Linked DNA regions of Homo sapiens: region 1 is linked to region 2. A link is a loop called in an ENCODE intact Hi-C map of the cell type or tissue named here. Cell type or tissue: PC-9. All regions are shown on one strand. Each heading gives the region's core, and the rest is flanking DNA. Links, peaks and the distances in the headings are about the cores only. Region 1 overlaps REV1 (REV1 DNA directed polymerase). Region 2 overlaps REV1 (REV1 DNA directed polymerase).

The links. Peaks named below come from ENCODE experiments on the same cell type or tissue, not always from the same donor. Only the 100,000 strongest peaks of a DNase experiment are listed, where the experiment ranks them.
Region 1: it touches region 2 in a loop (6-fold over the local background); 8 of 110 quality-filtered maps call a loop at or near these places.

The regions. Positions count from the first base shown.
Region 1 is chr2:99,415,669-99,424,011 of GRCh38, forward strand. It overlaps REV1 (REV1 DNA directed polymerase), which reads right to left. Exons shown (of 23, transcript NM_016316.4): 11 at 5,831-5,985; 12 at 3,160-3,279. Among named protein-coding and RNA genes, the nearest start is that of REV1, 70 kb to the right of the region's middle. RefSeq lists silencers at 7,058-7,107, 7,158-7,227. In PC-9, for the core only: no CTCF peak of the experiment used is centred there; a DNase peak (open chromatin) is centred at 4,553.
Region 2 is chr2:99,468,243-99,476,585 of GRCh38, forward strand. The region is part of intron 1 of REV1 (REV1 DNA directed polymerase); the gene reads right to left. Among named protein-coding and RNA genes, the nearest start is that of REV1, 18 kb to the right of the region's middle. RefSeq lists an enhancer at 7,355-8,018. In PC-9, for the core only: no CTCF peak of the experiment used is centred there; no DNase peak of the experiment used is centred there; H3K27ac peaks cover 782 bases.

The DNA.
Region 1 (8,343 bases), core at 148-8,147, 52 kb before region 2:
ATATTGTACTAGCTTCACTTGGCTACGTAGCTACTGTATTAGTGCAGACTTTATGAATGCCTACATGATCATGGTGGTTCTCTGAAAATGGGATAGAGAGGGAATCCATATGCTAGATGCACAAACCTAGCAAAGGCTGAATGAGGTGCAGAGGGCCCTTCATTGAAGAGTGCATGCGCAGGTAAAAAGCCCTGCAAAGATCCAGAGAAAAAGTAGAAATGGTTCTTCAAACTGTAATAGTCGTTGGGGTCAATCCTTTCTTTCATTAGGTAACCGGATCATATTAAGAAACGTATTTATTAGTGTAATACACAATTATTATTCTGTGGAGTCTCCTAAAGCAAAAACTTACTATTGTGTTTTTCCTTCTTATGTAGTTATTCTAATTGTTTATTACTGTGCGCAGCACGTATGTGGTCACTAAACATTTATGGGTACAAGGGACTAAAGAGGTTGGAGATGGGGCAAGTTACCACTGAATTTCTCCTGGTTATGGTTAGAGAGCCAAGTTCCTCCAAAGCGTGTTCCACAAGATATAAATAGGTACTGTATATTTATCACCAAATATCTTTGAGAAATTACTAGTCTTTAACAAAGATAAATAGGTTTCTTTTCTAAAATAATTCCCAGGACTTTCACTGTACAAACCCCTCCACCACAGAAGGTTCCCTCTCCTATATGAAACCCCTTTTTAAAGGAACAGCTTATAATCTGTGGAACACACTTCAGGACAGGAGTAACAATGGAGAAGGGAGATATTTTATAGACCTGAAATGTTCTATAACAGTCAGGTTAAGGATTTGGGGATTTTATGAAAACCACATGAACCACTGTGAGCAATACAGAACCTGGCTCTGAAGAAGAGAAGGCCAACTCTGCTGCCCTATCTTTCAAATCTCCCTTAGGAAATTCAAGGCTGTGCCTCAGCTTGGCCAGGACATGTAACTTCACACTTGCCCTTCAAGAAATAAAGTCTCACTGGGCACGGTGGCTCATGCCTATAATCCCAGCACTTTGGGAGGCCGAGGCGGGCGGATCATGAGGTCAGGAGACCGAGACAGAGGTGAAACTCCATCTCTACTAAAAATACAAAAAATTAGCCGGCTGTGTGGTGGGTGCCTGTAGTCCCAGCTACTCGGGAGGCTGAGGCAGGAGAATGGCGTGAACCCAGAAGGCAGAGCTTGCAGTGAGCCGAGATCGCACCATTGCACTCTAGCCTGGGCAACAGAGCAAGACTCCATCTCAAAAAAAAAAAAAAAAAAAAAGAAATAAAGTCTTTCCAGCCAGGAAGCAAATGAAGGTGAATGGTAGGATTACTAGGTCAAGTAGCTAAAACGTCCCTATTTCTATTAAAACAAAGAAAACTACAAAAAGGGTTCGATTTAAAGATGGTGTTTTGGACTAAACTGTGTCTTCCCCAAATTTATATGCTGAAGTCCTGACCCCAGTACTTCACCATGTGACTGTATTTGTTTTTGTTTTGTTTTTTTCAACACAGTCTCACTCTGTCACCCATGCTGGAGTGCAGTGGTGCGATCTTGGCTCGCTGCAACCTCTGCCTCTCGGGCTCAAGCGATTCTTGTGCCTCAGCCTCCTGAGTAGCTGGGACTACAGGCATGTGCCACCTACCCCCAGCTAATTTTTTTTGTAGTTCTAGTAGAGACAGGGTTTCACCATGTTGGCCAGGCTGGTCTTGAACTCCTGGCCTCAAATGATCCATCTGCCTCGGCCTCCCACAGTGCTGGGATTACAGGTGTGAGTCACCATGCCCGGCCACAGTGTGACTGTATTTGGACACAGAATCTTTAAAGGGTAATTAAGATAAAACAAGGTCATATTGATGAGCCTAATCCAACATGACTGGTATCCTCACAAGAAGAGATCAGGACGGAGACATGCATATGGGGAAGGCCATGTGAAGACACAGGGAGAGGAGGGTCACCTACAAGCCAAGCAGAGGCTTCAGAAAGAGCCAACCCTGCTGACACCTTGATCTTGAACTTCCAGCCTCCAGAACTGTGAGACAACGCATTTCTGTTGTTTATGCACCCCAGTCTGTGGTACTTTGTTATGGCACCCCTAGAAAACTAATACAGATGGCTAGTGTAATAAACTTAAAACTCAAATTTTACATGCAACTTTAAATATACCAGTTCCTTCTTATATAAAACTTCAGTAAGATTTCTTATTAAAAATGTTTAAACTGTGTTGTCTACTACAGTAATTTGCTAGTTTGATTTTATAAAGTATTCTCAAATTAAATGTGAAACTAACCATCAAAAATGTCATATTACACATTTCTGACACTAATACATCGTTTTAAGTTATATACTACGGGGGTCAGGAAGCTTTAAAACTAACCTACCATAAAATGCCATTTCTGTCGTTTAATATTTATGGCCTGTTAACAGAAACTTCTAAGTTAGTTCGGACATACTTTTATTAGGCTTAAAAATAGGCATCTAAAAATGCCACTAAATCTACTTTTAACAAATGAATTTTAAAACTTTCACTATAAATGAAGATGGAAGACTTTACAAAGCTGACAGAGGCACTTTATAATAAATAGGTAACTACACAAAAATATGAAATAACTGAACATCCTGCCCCTTAGGTGAGAAAGGTTAAGATGGAAGGTTTTTTTCCATGAGTGGAGTTAATTGAAAACACAATCCTTCTTTACGTTTCCTTTTTCCTAATACAGCTCACACACATTCTATTTATACTTTTAAAAGTACTTGTTTAATAAACTCAGAAAACTGTCGCTAGTCCTGCAGCATGACATAGGAGAATCGAAGCTCAAAACTTTTATCTTTAGCCCAGGAGTAAACTATTTCAATAATCATTTATTTAAAGGACTGAAAGTCAATTTCATCATCCTCCCTTTTAACATTGTTTCTTAGAATCTTGCTACTTGAGAAATACCTAAAGTAAAACTGAATAGAAGCAAAACAAAAATGTAACATTAAGGTCCTGACAAATCATTTTAGGGGATATTTAATGCAGAATTCCAAATTTTGTTTTTCATGGCACTCAATAAGACTTAAAAATTTTTATATTCATGTCTGGGCAAAAAGAGGTCTCACAGTTCTATATTATAGATATGAAAAGTACTTGTAATGCCTGTAATAAAAGTATTGTTAAAATATTTCTATTTACCTGGTAGATTGGTCACTAGCTGGCCTCTGATAAAATCATCTACTTCTTCTGGTTTTAGGTGGTACTGCCCATCTGGTTTTGCTTTTCTAGTTGCCATTCTAGCCAGGAGAATATTAGAACCTATTAAAAAAAAAAGTCATCCAAGAAATAGTCACAATTATTTTTTAAATTTCTCAACAAAGATCTCTTCATACAGGTTATCCATCAAGTTTCTAAAAACAATGAAAATAAATTTTGATTATTTCAAATAAGGTGTAGAATTTTGCTAAGTATTTAGATTATAACCAACAGAGTACCTGGACAGAGGTTTCTCTTTGCTCTAACGCAAGTGCCACTTCAGCATCTAACCAGAAGCAGGAATAGAGAAAGCAGTCCTGATTTTTTTTTTTTTTTTTTTTTTGGGGGATGGAGGCTCACTCTGTTGCCCAAGCTGGAGTGTAGTGGTTGTGATCTCAGCTCACTGCAAGTTCCGCCTCCTGGGCTCCAGCCATTCTCCTGCCTCAGCCTCCCGAGTAGCTGGGACTACAGGCGCCCACCACCATGCCCGGCTAATTTTTCTGTATTTTTACAGACGGGGTTTCACCATGTTAGCCAGGATGGTCTCGATCTCCTGACCTCATGATCCACCCGCCTCAGCCTCCCAAAGTGCTGGGACTACAGGAATGAGCCACCGTGCCCAATCAGCAGTCCTGATCTTCAGAGTGGGTGTCTGTAGGAATTGAAGGCCATGATCAAAGAGTAGTTCATGTTCCCAACCACAGGAGACAGAGGAGGTAGGGAAATGACAATAAAAAGTGCGCGACTGGACTGGGGAAACCAGAAAGCCCAAAGCAGCAGTGGGAACTGAGGGTAGAAGAGTCCTCAAAACACAGAGACAGGCAGTGAGGTTCACGGTGTAGGTGTGGGCAGGGGCCACAGAAGCAGTGGAGGAAAAGGGCACCAAGCCCTGAGAAGGGGCAGGGATCTGCAGAGCTCAGCTGCTAGGTGGGCTTCTCCGTGAATAATAAAATCTCCAAAGGGAAGACTTATATTGAGGACATATCTTGGTTTTATAGAAGACTTATATAAACAGAGATTCACGAACAGGGAAAGTTCTGGGAAGTCACACCAAAATGATAAAAGTAGTGAGTTCAGGGGAGGGGAAAGGCACTGAGGAGTGGAAATATAAAGTGGGACTTTGGCATTACATATGCTTGAACTTAAAAGAATGGATTCACATGATCACTTATAAATGAAAATTAAGGACAATTAAAAACAAAAAAATAAAATTGTGCCTGACAATGGAATATAGAATTCCTAAGTGAAATGTTACCAATGTCTGTGGGCCAACATCAGGGGGTAAAAGGTAGGCTAGCCAGTAGCTGTAGGAATGCTGGGAATGTATTAATCATACTTTTTATTTTCTGTATCTCGCAGTGTTTTGAAATCTTAAAAATCCTGCTGGCTGGGGAGAGACTGCCCTCCCAGGGCTGGCTAATTCCTAAAGACAGTAAACCTCTTACCTGGAAGCACACTTGTCATATGCAACCTAACCACCTCCTGCCCTAAATTGTCCCAGGGCCAGCTACCAGGCAACTAGGGACCACCCCTATAGCCCAGAGCCCACCAGAATTACTCAAACTAGCCACTCCTAAAGTGTTTCCTCAGCCCTGCCTTGCCTTTCTGAAAAAAACCCTAACAAAGGCTCTGGAGCCTAGGCGCTCCGTCTGCCACTCCTTCAGCTTCTGTCTCCTAACCACCCTGGTGCTTCCCCAGTAGTCCTGTGTAGCACGGTGTGCCCCTCCTCTCGGGAAATGGAAGTAACAAATTCTTCTTTCAATGGCATTAGCCTCTCTGCATCATCACTCAGTCATTAGTAAATTTCATGGGTACAAAGGAGACAGGGAACTTTGGAAGAAGAAGGGTTTTTGGATGAAGATGGAGGAATAATGGTTGAAAGTGACAATGGCAAGCTAAGACAGTTAACTTTACCTTCCAAGCCTGTGGTATACTGAGTATGGCAGGGACAAACTGGCTCTAGTAACAGAATGGCAAGAAAAGGGGTATCTTGCCAGAAGGTAATGAGTGGGTTAAGAAAGGAAGAGGTGACTCAGGGAAGCTTAAGTATGAAAGAGTTCCAGAGGACACGGCTGGAAGAATCAACAAAAAAGCAGGGTAAGTGCTGGGAGCAGCTGTGGAAACAAAGTACAAGGTTTAAAGACAGCATGGATGGAGATGGAGGAGAGACTGGACAGTTACTGAGAGCACTTGGAGTCAGGGTGACTTCTAGAACTGAGTGAAGACAGGAATAGCTCCATGTGCCGGGAGGCTGAAGTGCAGAGAGTAACAAGACTCAGACTTAACACGCAACTCTAAACCCATACCACCACCTAGCTTTAAATACGGTTTCCGTTCACTTTTGGGAAAAAAAAAACTGTTTACAAATGTTGAATGAAACCTTCCCAATTTTTTAAGAATAAGTAAGAAATATTCTAACTTATTTATTGCGAAGATTATCAACCATTTACTTATATTTCCAGCACTTATCTCGTGTGTCACACAATTGTAAGCAATGCTAAAAACGGTTTTACAAGTGAGAGGAAGCTAATAAAAAGAAAAACTCCATAAAATTAACTGATATTCAAGAATCTCAAAGCAACTCTTTTGAGTACAAGATAAGCTAGATACTAACCAATTCCAACAGAGGCAGCACATTTCGTCTGGTCTTTGATTTCCATACGAACAGCATTTGCAAATTCATCAGGAGTAAGTTTGGTCTCTGCAAGGATTTCGGTAATGTCTACCAGCGCTTCATCACAACTGACAGCTTCAATGTTATGAGTGTAGCTATCAACACAGAGCAAAGGCAACGAATCACAGCCACAGCCACCATCTGGTAGACCCAATGTTGCAAAATAGTCTTCTTATCCTCTCTTTTTTCTATTTCCTCACAAAGCATTTTAAATGAATTGGCTGAAGTACCATTTTAGTCACCCAACTTTTAACTGCAAAGTTAATTAGTGTGTTCTCTTTCTCCTTATTAACTACCAAAATACAGCATATTGGATAGGAAAATGTTTGAGGAGTAAAATAACCAACAAAAAAAATTTAAACACAAAAAAACAAAAACACAGCATAAATTATTATTTCAGTTTCTCTATACTGACAATACTTCTATAAACCTTTGAAGAGTTGAAAACCGGTGGGTGAATTTGAACTGTCAAAACATTTAATCTAATGGTTTATGAGAATCCTTTAAGGAACAGAAAAATTAGACAAATCAGTAATTGCTACTCTCCTAAAACCAAAATATCACAGTTAAATTCCACTCACTGTAGCAGGCCTAGAATACAGAAGGAAAAAGTGGCCAGTCATCCCAACTGCTTGTCTGAGAATAGTTATCTACACTCTCTGCATGTGGACATACTTTTTAAAAAATCATCTCATAGGATCTATCCACAAAAAGGATTTGTTTTAATTAGAGAAAAGAAAAAGGAAGACAAGAGTTGCTATGTGGCCCCCATGCTAATACGAGGACTAAGAAATCACAAAATAGAACTGGACCAGAAATGGGAGGAAACTTTCCCAAGAGGCCTCAGGATCAAAACTATGTCTTTCATAATCCACTTGGTAATGTAGACTAGGAGGGCGGTCCTCATCTCTCACCTACACCTTACTGTAGGTAGGTTACAATCAGATTAAGATCTCTATTAAAGAAATAATCTATTAAAGAAATAAGTATGTTTTGTTTAGGCTTAAAGTATGACATTTTTAAGAACAGAAGGGTATATCTGGTATGAGGTATTTTGCTTCAGAGTGAAAGCTGCCCTGAGACAGGGAGAATATGAAGCTGAGATAGGATTTCCCAAGGGTGGTAGAAGAACACTACTGTGGATATTTTTCCCCTAAGAATAGAAACATGCCACTGAAACTGTCTCCAGCCTTCTACTGGGACCGTGTGCATGTGACTGTGTAGGAGTATAGGTCACAGCTCTCTCTCACATCCTCATAACCTCAGGCACAGGCTGATGCTTGCTCTAGGGCTTCAATACCCAGGACACAGGAGCACCACAGTACTGACCTCAGTCACCCATCCCTATCTAGCCCTCGTTTGGATGCTACCACTGACTTCCTCCTTTCAAAGAGGATTTAAAGCACGTTCCACTTGACAATACCAACATTCCTGTATTTGGGATTTATTTATTTAGTTACCCAACTTATAACTGGAAAGTTAATTAGTGTGTTCTCTTTGTGTTAATAGAATAGCTATAATAAGTGTCTTATCATTCAGCACTCACTCCTACATAATGACGCCAGGAAATAATCAGTTCCTTCACATTTTCTCTCTCTCTCCTACTAAAGCAAGCTCCCACAAGGGCAAGGATTAGATATTCCCTTCTGGACTAGCAGCATCTAGCAGTCACCTGTACTTAGCAGATACTGGTGTTCAAATTAACGCATAAAAAGGAAGAGGCAGAGGTGAAAACAGAGGCAAGAAGTCTATCTCTTGGAACATTAATACTGCCCAGGAGTTGACAAACCTTGGCCTAACATCCAGTAAATGCATTTTTACTGGAACTACACCAAGCCCATTCATATACATTCCCCGTGGCTGCTTTCCATTCACAACGCAGAACTGAGAACTTCTGTTGAGTGACAGAAACTTTATCTGGCTCCCTTCAGAAAACTATGCTGACCCCTGGTTTACAGCATAATAGGCTGGTTATACTTTTAAGAAATTTGAGTCCTGAGTTAATATGGAATATATCTACACTTTTAAATATTTTTAAATACATCTACAATTTTAAATATTTTTAAAATTAATCACCTTTTCTCAAGCCAACTCATCAACCATTTTGAAACTATTATTAAAGACCCACTTTTATGAAAACTAACTTTTGGCATATCCAATGATTTTAAGAAGATAAAGGTTTTAAAGTGTCTCCACTTGTTATCAACCCATCAGTTCTAATTTTGAACAAAACTATAATTAAAATGAAATAAAAGAGAAAAACCAGGTTAAAAAATTCCATCCTTCATCTATCTGGCTCCATGGGAAGAAAACCAGAACCACAGACTAGAAGTAATATAAGCAAATAATCAGATCTTACATCAACCAAGGAAGCACATGAACAATTTTGGCAATACAAAACTATCCTTTGAGATTGAGCTACCTGGAAATTGCCCAAAGAAAGGTCTCAAACT
Region 2 (8,343 bases), core at 32-8,031:
CAGGGATCTTCGAAAAAGAGACTCCGCCAATGCCTCTGTAATAACATCCAGGGAAAAGTTCTCCACACTAAGATGACTGATTTGCTTCTTTAAATAGGACTTTCCCTAGAACGGAGGAGGGCATTTAATCAGGATACCACTACTTGACAGAAATATCCTTCAGAAATAACACACTCCCTCTGTTTTTATCCTGTTCCAAGCAACCTCCTGAATTACAATGTGTCCTCTTGACTAAACCTACTCACTAAGAAGTGACTGCCCTGTATTGACAAACCATCCAATTATCAAGCTAGACTTGTAAACAAAAATTGCCTTCTAGTTTTCAGAGGAACTCTTGCAGACCAGGCTCCCAATTTAATTCCACATAACTTGATGACCTTGAGGAATGTGATAACAGTTTCTGAAACTGTGATTCACAACCTAAAATAACCTGCCAATCTCTCCTTATCCAGTAACTTTAACAGGGCAGCCAATTACTGTGTTTCAAAAAATTAGTTTAAAAAACGGATGAAGAGTGAATACATGAATGCAAAAGTACCCTTACCCTTAACATTTAGGGTACACCTTCAATAAACATTAACTACTGTTATAGTAATCTACTCTGCCAGTCTACAGAGTGAAAATCGAGTGAGACTACACACGTGGAAACCCTTTGAAAACTATAACACAGAGAACATCATTATTTTAAGTCAGTTATCCATGGTCTACAACATAATGATAACAGTAGACTAGATACGGACTCAAATCCCAATTCTACGACTGCCTAACAATGTGATTCAGAGTGAGTCTAACAGCACTGAGCCTAACATTTCTTCATCTATAAAACAAAGTTCGACTGCAGAATCTTTGTGGGGCCATGACTGGATGAAGGGTGGATATGGTGGGGAGAAGAAAAAAGTTGGGGGTAAAAACAGCAAGCAAGCAAGGTTCCAGTCTCTAAGCCCACCTTCAATTTTAGCAGCCATGCTTTTTTTCCCCCGTAAGTTTTAGGTTTAGGGTCTGAACAAGATTGTTCTTGAAGAAAAAGCACGACAACTTGAAAAAGACTGATAACTAAGAGTAATGAACTAAAAACTAAGTACAAAATTTCTTGGTTCTTTTCTGTTTCCATGTGACTCTGTAAGACAGTCACATGTGGAAATCTCCCAACCCTCGAAAGGTTCACAAGCTAAAACTCACCTACCAGCTAAAACTCAAGTAATCAAATTATAAAGACCAACTGAATTACAGGCTGTCAATACAGCCATGTCCAGTCCCCAGTGCTAACATGCAGTAACAACTAGCCAGGTGAGGTAAGGTTAAGGCAAATGGGAGAGCAGCTCTGTCTATGAGGAGCCCAGGGATCCTGAATGCCTACACAAGACTTCCTCTTTCCATTCTCTCAATAGGGATGTTCAAAACTCTATCAAGAGTCTCATCAAGGACATGCTTATTTAAAAATATAACAAGACTACTTATGCATGCATTTTTCCTAATGTTTTATCTTTTGCTGGAACACACTACTATCAGTTCATTCTAAACTTTATTCTGCTTTCTTTTTACTATAGTTATTGGTAGATTTTACTATCTACCCCGAGAATTATGTTTATCACCAGGAACATTCATTTTCATGTAAAAATGATATTTCCTAGCACTCTGGGGGGCCGAGGCGGGCAGATCACGAGGTCAGGAGATCGAGACCATACTGGCTAAAACGGTGAAACCCCGTCTCTACTAAAAATACAAAAAATTAGCCGGGCATGGTGGCGGTCACCTGTAGTCCCAGCTACGTGGGAGGCTGAGGCAGGAGAATGGCGTGAACCCGGGAGGTGGAGCTTGCAGTGAGCCGAGATTGCACCACTGCACTCCAGCCTGGGCAACAGAGCAAGACTCCATCTCAAAAAAAAAAAAAAGATATTTCATCTATTTACAAAATAATTACTAGCATTACAAGGTTCTAAACAGTTCATCACACACTAGAAAAACTTCCACTACATATCCACAAAATGTTCAAATGTTCAGTGTTAATCTGATGGTTACATATCTGTAACTCTAAAGTCTGTTGATTAACTAATGAAATTCATTTTGAGTGGCTTTTAATCAGTCTTTATTAATACAGTCATATATAAATGTATACATTTGTAAAAAGCAAAGTAGAGGTTCCTCTTCAGACTCTCCTCCCCGTGTAATTAGGAATAAATAGTAACTTCTCTTAGAAGCAAAATTTATTCAAAGACCTGTGCTAACATTCTTAAACATCTGCTAGCCGTAATAAAGAAATCAATGTACTTTATGTTCTTAGCTCCCACAATTTAGCCTAAATATTTGCCCCGGCAAGCTTATACTGGTCCAAGCAAGCGTTAGGTCATAGCCTGTTCCTCTTCCTTATTTGAAGGTGTTTTTACCTTTCTCTACATTCCACAAGTTACTTCCTCCTTCCTTTGTTCTCCTCTGCCTTTGCCTCTTTTAAAACAAGATTGGCTAAGTTGCTAGCCAATCAGAACAAATACAGAATGTGAGGTCCTGTTCCAGCCAATGGAAACCGGGCATAGCAGCAGGGTGGACGCATCAGGTTATAAATGACCCGGTCTCCTTTGTTCGGTGTACTCTCATGGCAAAACTGCTGGCGAGTGTACCCTTTCTGCAGAAAGTATAAAAATGGCCTTGCTGAGGAAATTAAATTTATGTTCAAGTGCTACTTCTTTACAGCACCAGGGAACAAGCATTCCAAAGAGGTTTATCCTATCTTTATGTAATAGTTATCTAAGAAATATTTACTGAATGTAGTTACAAATTGACATGCAAAGAATATGCAATGAATGAATGTGCACATTATAGTAGCATAACATAATTCATGAATATGACACAAATGCAAAGAAAGCAGCCTGTGGCCACCCCTTATCTAGGCAAGGTTGAAACACAATTTGCCTTTGGTGCCCTGCCATATCTCTACTCAACACCTCTCTGTTTTCAGTGCCTCTTTATCTTACTTAGCTGTCAATTCTCTGCTAAGGCATTTATTGACAACTAAGGAACTGGTTAATAAAGGGCTTAAGGTATGATCCAACCCAGGGTCATCTGTGTTTAAAAGAACCTCTTCATGACCATTCAATGAGGAAAGGACAATCTTTTCAACAAATGGTGATAGGAAAACTGGATATCACATGCAAAAGAAGTTGGACCTTTACACCATGTTAAAAAAAAACTTAAAGTGTACAAAAGACATAAATATAAGAGCTAAAACTATCAAACTCTTGGGAGAAAACATAAAAGCTTCATGACACTGGATTTTGCAATGACTTTTTGGGGAAAATGTAACAGAAAAAAACAGATAAACTGGACTACATAAAAATTTAAAACTTCTGTGAATCACAGGGCAAAAAAGGGTTAAAAGGCAATCCACAGAATGGGAGAAAATATCTGCAAATCATATCTGATAAGGGGTTCATACACTTACCAATATAAAGAACTCCTACCATAAACTGTAATAATAAACACACAACGCCACTAAGAAATAAAAAAAGGATCTGAACAGACACTTCTCTAAAGAAGATAGACAAATGGCCAATAAGCACACAAAAAAACGTTCAGTGTCATTAATCACTATGGAAATGCAAATAGAAACCACAATGAGATACCACCTCACACCCAGCAGGATAGCTACTATTAAAAAAAAAAAAAAAAAAAAAACAAGTGTTGATAAGGATAGGAAGAAATTGGGCCCCCGAGCCCTGTTGGTGGGAATATAAAATGGTGCAGCTGATATGAGAAACAGTATGGCAGTTACTCAAAAAATCTGAAATAGAATTATCATGTAATTCCACTTGTGAGTATATATCCAAAGGCACTGAAACCTGAGACACAAAGAGGTATTTATTTGTACATTCATATTAATAAGCATTATTCACAATAGCCAAAAGGTGGAAGCAACCCAAGTGTCCATCCACAGATGAATGGGTAAACAAAATGTGGTATATACATACAACGAAATACTATTCAGCCTTAAAAGGAAGGAAATTCCAAAGCGTGCTACAACTTGCATGAACCTTGAAGGCATTATGGTAAGTGAAATAAACCATTCACAAAAAGACAAATACTGTATGATTCTACCTATATGAAGTATTTAAAGTAGTTAAATTCAGAGACAGAAAGCAGAATGGTGGTTGCGGGTGGAGTTACTGTTTAACAGGTAGAGTCTCAGGCAAGGTGAAGAGTTCTGGAGATGGATAGTGGTGATGGTTGCACAACAATGTGAATGTACTTAATGTGACTGAACAGTTAAAATGGTAAACTTTTATATGTATCGTACCACAATTAAGAAGAAAAGAGTTTTTTAAAAAAGTAGTTCTGAAGCTGGAAACACTGTATAGGCACCTGCAAGCTGCAGTGGACAGGATCTTCAGGTGGGGTGCAAAGCTGGGAAAAAGGCTACTTCAAGAAATCTGTACAGCAGTACCTGGGTGTTTTGTTTGTTTTTTACTTTGAATTGGCAGTAGTGGGAGGCCATTTGTAGAATTTACAAGAACCAGGTATTGCCTTTATGAGTGACTAAGTACATAAAGTGCTAGCACGCATGCCCTAAAAAAAGTTTGGTAACAGTCTGCTCCAATGTGCTCTTATTCTGTCCTTTAATGGTAAAAGTTTTAACAGCACAAACAGCTTTTTATGTAACATTTAGATATAAAAATACAGCTGTTTGTGGGTTTTGTTTTGATTCAACCTTACAGACCATCATTGTCTACGGCTACAGTTTTCAAACAATTGCTGAAGTTGTACGGGCACTACAGACATGCACATCCCACAAACTAGTCAGGTTTTGATCTTGAAGGGACTCTCACCAAGGTATATAAAACAAAACAAAAGGCCGGGCCTGGTGGCTCATGCCTGTAATCCCAGTACTTTGGGAGGCTGAGGTGGGCAGATCATTTGAGGTCAGGAGTTTGAGACCAGCTTGACCAATGTGATGAAACCCTGTCTCCAAAAATCCAAAAAAAATATTAGCTGGGAGTGGTGGCGCATGCCTGTAGTCCCAGCTACTCAGGAGGCTGAGGCAGGAGAGTCACTTGAACCCAGGAGGCAGAGGTTGCAGTGAGCCAAGATCGTGCCACTGCACTCCAGCCTGGGCGACAGAGCGAGACTGTCTCAAAAAAAAAAAAAAGAAAAGAAAAGAAAAGAAAAAAGAAAAAAATTCAGACACCTAGGTGAAGGGCACAATTTCCCAGAAGTACAAGTACTGGCTCTGGAAACCTCTACTTGCTTTTAGCGACTGATTCTAAACCAAGCCAACAGTTCACATTCTAAGCATAGTGCTGCGTGTCTTTCATGTATTTAAGATATCTTTTAAAAATATACAAGTCTAAGATATTTAGATCAGGCTTTATTCCTAACCTAATAAAACCCATTTTTGCCACTTTATGTGTTTTTTTTACACCTTCAGCATACTGAAACATTTTCCTGTTGCTAATTTTTTCTGCTGCAATAAAACAATTTCTGTACCAGATGAGATACTATCTTGATAAACACAGAATTCAAAGAACTTCAATCTATCAAAGTGGCACACAGCACTCTCCACAGAAAAAATTACAGGTTTTGGTACATAAGCCTTTTCTTGAAGTAAGTATGATCTTTCCATCTTTTCTTGGGACATTCTCTATTATTCCTTCATCACTGACTTGTGTTTATACACTGCTTTGTAATGCTAAGTACAGTATGCAATCCTGCTAGGTGTTCCTTTTCAAAAATAGTTTTTCTTGCTCTATTTATAAAAGCAATTCGTGTTTATTGCAGAAAATTGGAAAATACAGAAAACAGAAAAGGAAAGAATTACCCAAATTCCTACCACCTAAAAAAATTCACCTATTAACTGACACTTTATATTTCCTTCCTTTTAGTGTTCCTTTAATTTTTAACATTCAAATTTAATTTATTTACATTTCACATTACTAGTAATACCTTTCACTTCTGAAGTATCCTTAGTTTTCCAAGACCCCTTTACATCTACCATTTATCTTTACAACTCATCCATAGAGTGAGTCAGCCAAGTCCTATTTATTTTGCACACAATAGTTGACTTCTAGGGTAGAGAAGCTAAAAAGTTCTGTAAGGCTGCACTGCTGGCTTGTGGTACAAAATCATACTCATCTTCTACAAAATTATGTTCCCAAATCTTCAATGGAAAAAATAATAATGGTATCAATATGAACTGCTAAAAAGTTAAGAATACTCCTATTGATCTGAAGTAACCTAACACAATTCAACAAAACAGATGCTTCTTCACCAGGTAATCTAGCAACAGTCTGGATCATAATAGAGCCATATATGTAACAAAACTAAGGAAGAAAACAGGTCCTACAATTAAGCTCCATCTAGACCCCAACTAGTCCATATTGATAAGCAGAAGTCGGGAGCGATGGCTCACGCCTGTAATTCCAGCACTTTGGGAGGCTGAGGCAGGCGAATCACATGAGATCAGAAGTTTGAGACCAGCCTGACCAACATGGTGAAACCCTGTCTCTATTAAAAAGAAAAAAATCAGCCGAGCATGGTAGCAGGAACCTGTAATCCCAGCTACTTGGGGGACTGAGGCACGACAATCACTTGAACGCGGTAGGCAGAGGTTGCAATGAGCCGAGATTGTGCCACTACACTCCAGCCTGGGCAACAGAGTGAGACTCCGTTTCAAAAAAGAAAAAAAAAAAAGAAGTAGAGATTCAAAGACAGCATCAACTTTGTTGCTAACCGGTTCTCTGAACTTAAGCAAGTCATAATCAGTCATATTTTAGTTCCTCCGTATGTGGAAAGAGTTGGACCTGTTTGAAATGCTTGTTCCCCGGTGCCATAAAGAAACAGCACTTGAACATAAATTTAATTTATTTAGTAAGGCCATTTTTATTTCCTGCAGAAAAGGTACACTCGCCAGCAGTTTTGCCATGAGAGTACAAGGAACAAAGGAGACAGGGTCATTTATAACCTGATGCGTCCATCATACTGCTGTGTCTGGTTTCCATTGGCTGGAACGGGACCTCACATTCTGTATTTGTTCCGATTGGCTAGCAACTTAGAACTTTTTAAAAGAGGCAAAGGTGGAGGAGAACAAAGGAAGGAGGAAGTAACTTGTGGAATGCTGAGAAGGATAAAAACACTTTTAAATAAGGAAGAGAACAGGATATGACCTAATGCTTGCTTGGACCAGTATAAGCATGCCAGGGCAAATATTTAGGAGCACAGGTCTTTGAATAAATTTTGCTTCTAAGAGAAGTTACTATTTATTTCTAATCAGATGGGGAGGAAAGTCTTTGAAGAGGTACATCTACTTTTACTTTTTACAGACCTGACAAATTCTAGAGTCTTTTGCAATTTTTTAAATGTACATGATTCTGCGCTTGAACCCAGGAGGCAGAGATTGCAGTGAGCCGAGATTGAGCCACTGTACTACAGCTTGGGTGACAAAGCAACACTCTGTCTCAAAAAAAAAATAAATAGGCCAGGCACAGTGGCTCACGCCTGTACTCCCAGCACTTTGGGAGGCCGAGGTGGGTGGATAACAAGGTCAGGAGTTCAAGACCAGCCTGGTCAACATGGTAAAACCCCATCTCTACTAAAAAATACAAAAATTAGTCAGGCGTGGTGGTGGGAGCCTATAATCCCAGCTACTCCGGAGGCTGAGGCAGAGAACTGCTTGAACCTAAGAGGCGGAGGTTGCAGCAAGCTGAGATCATGCCACTGCACTCCAGCCTGGGTGACAGAGTGAGACTTCGTCTCAAAAAAATAAATAAATGAAAATAAACAAATGTGTATGATTCTACACATCTAGTTTTAAAAACGCTTTCAACAAACACATACATATTATGCAACTTTACGTAACTTTTTCTATGCTTGCCAAAAAACAACAAGATGTACCTATCCACAGATGTGGCTGTGCAGTAAGAATCCTAACCCAAACAGATGTTTGGCCTTTGCCCTTGGTTCCTGGGAGGTAATCCTTTCTTTTCCCCCCCTTCACATGGTCCAAGATGAGACTGGGAGGTAACCTCTAAGCCCTTAGAACGTCCACCTTATGGGAGCAGTGACTCACGCCTGTAATCCCAACACTTTAGGAGGCTGAGGCGGGCAGATCACAAGGTTAGGAGTTCGAGACCAGCCTGGCCAACATGGTGAAACCCCATCTCTATTAAAAATACAAAAATTAGCCGGGCATGGTGGCACACGCCGGTAATCCCAGCTACTCAGGAAGCTGAGGCAGGAGAATTGCTTGAACCCGGGAGGCGGAGGTTGCAGTGAGCCCAGATTGCGCCATTGCACTCCAGGCTGGGTGACAGAGCAAGAATCTGTCAATAATAATAATAATAATAATAATAATGTCCA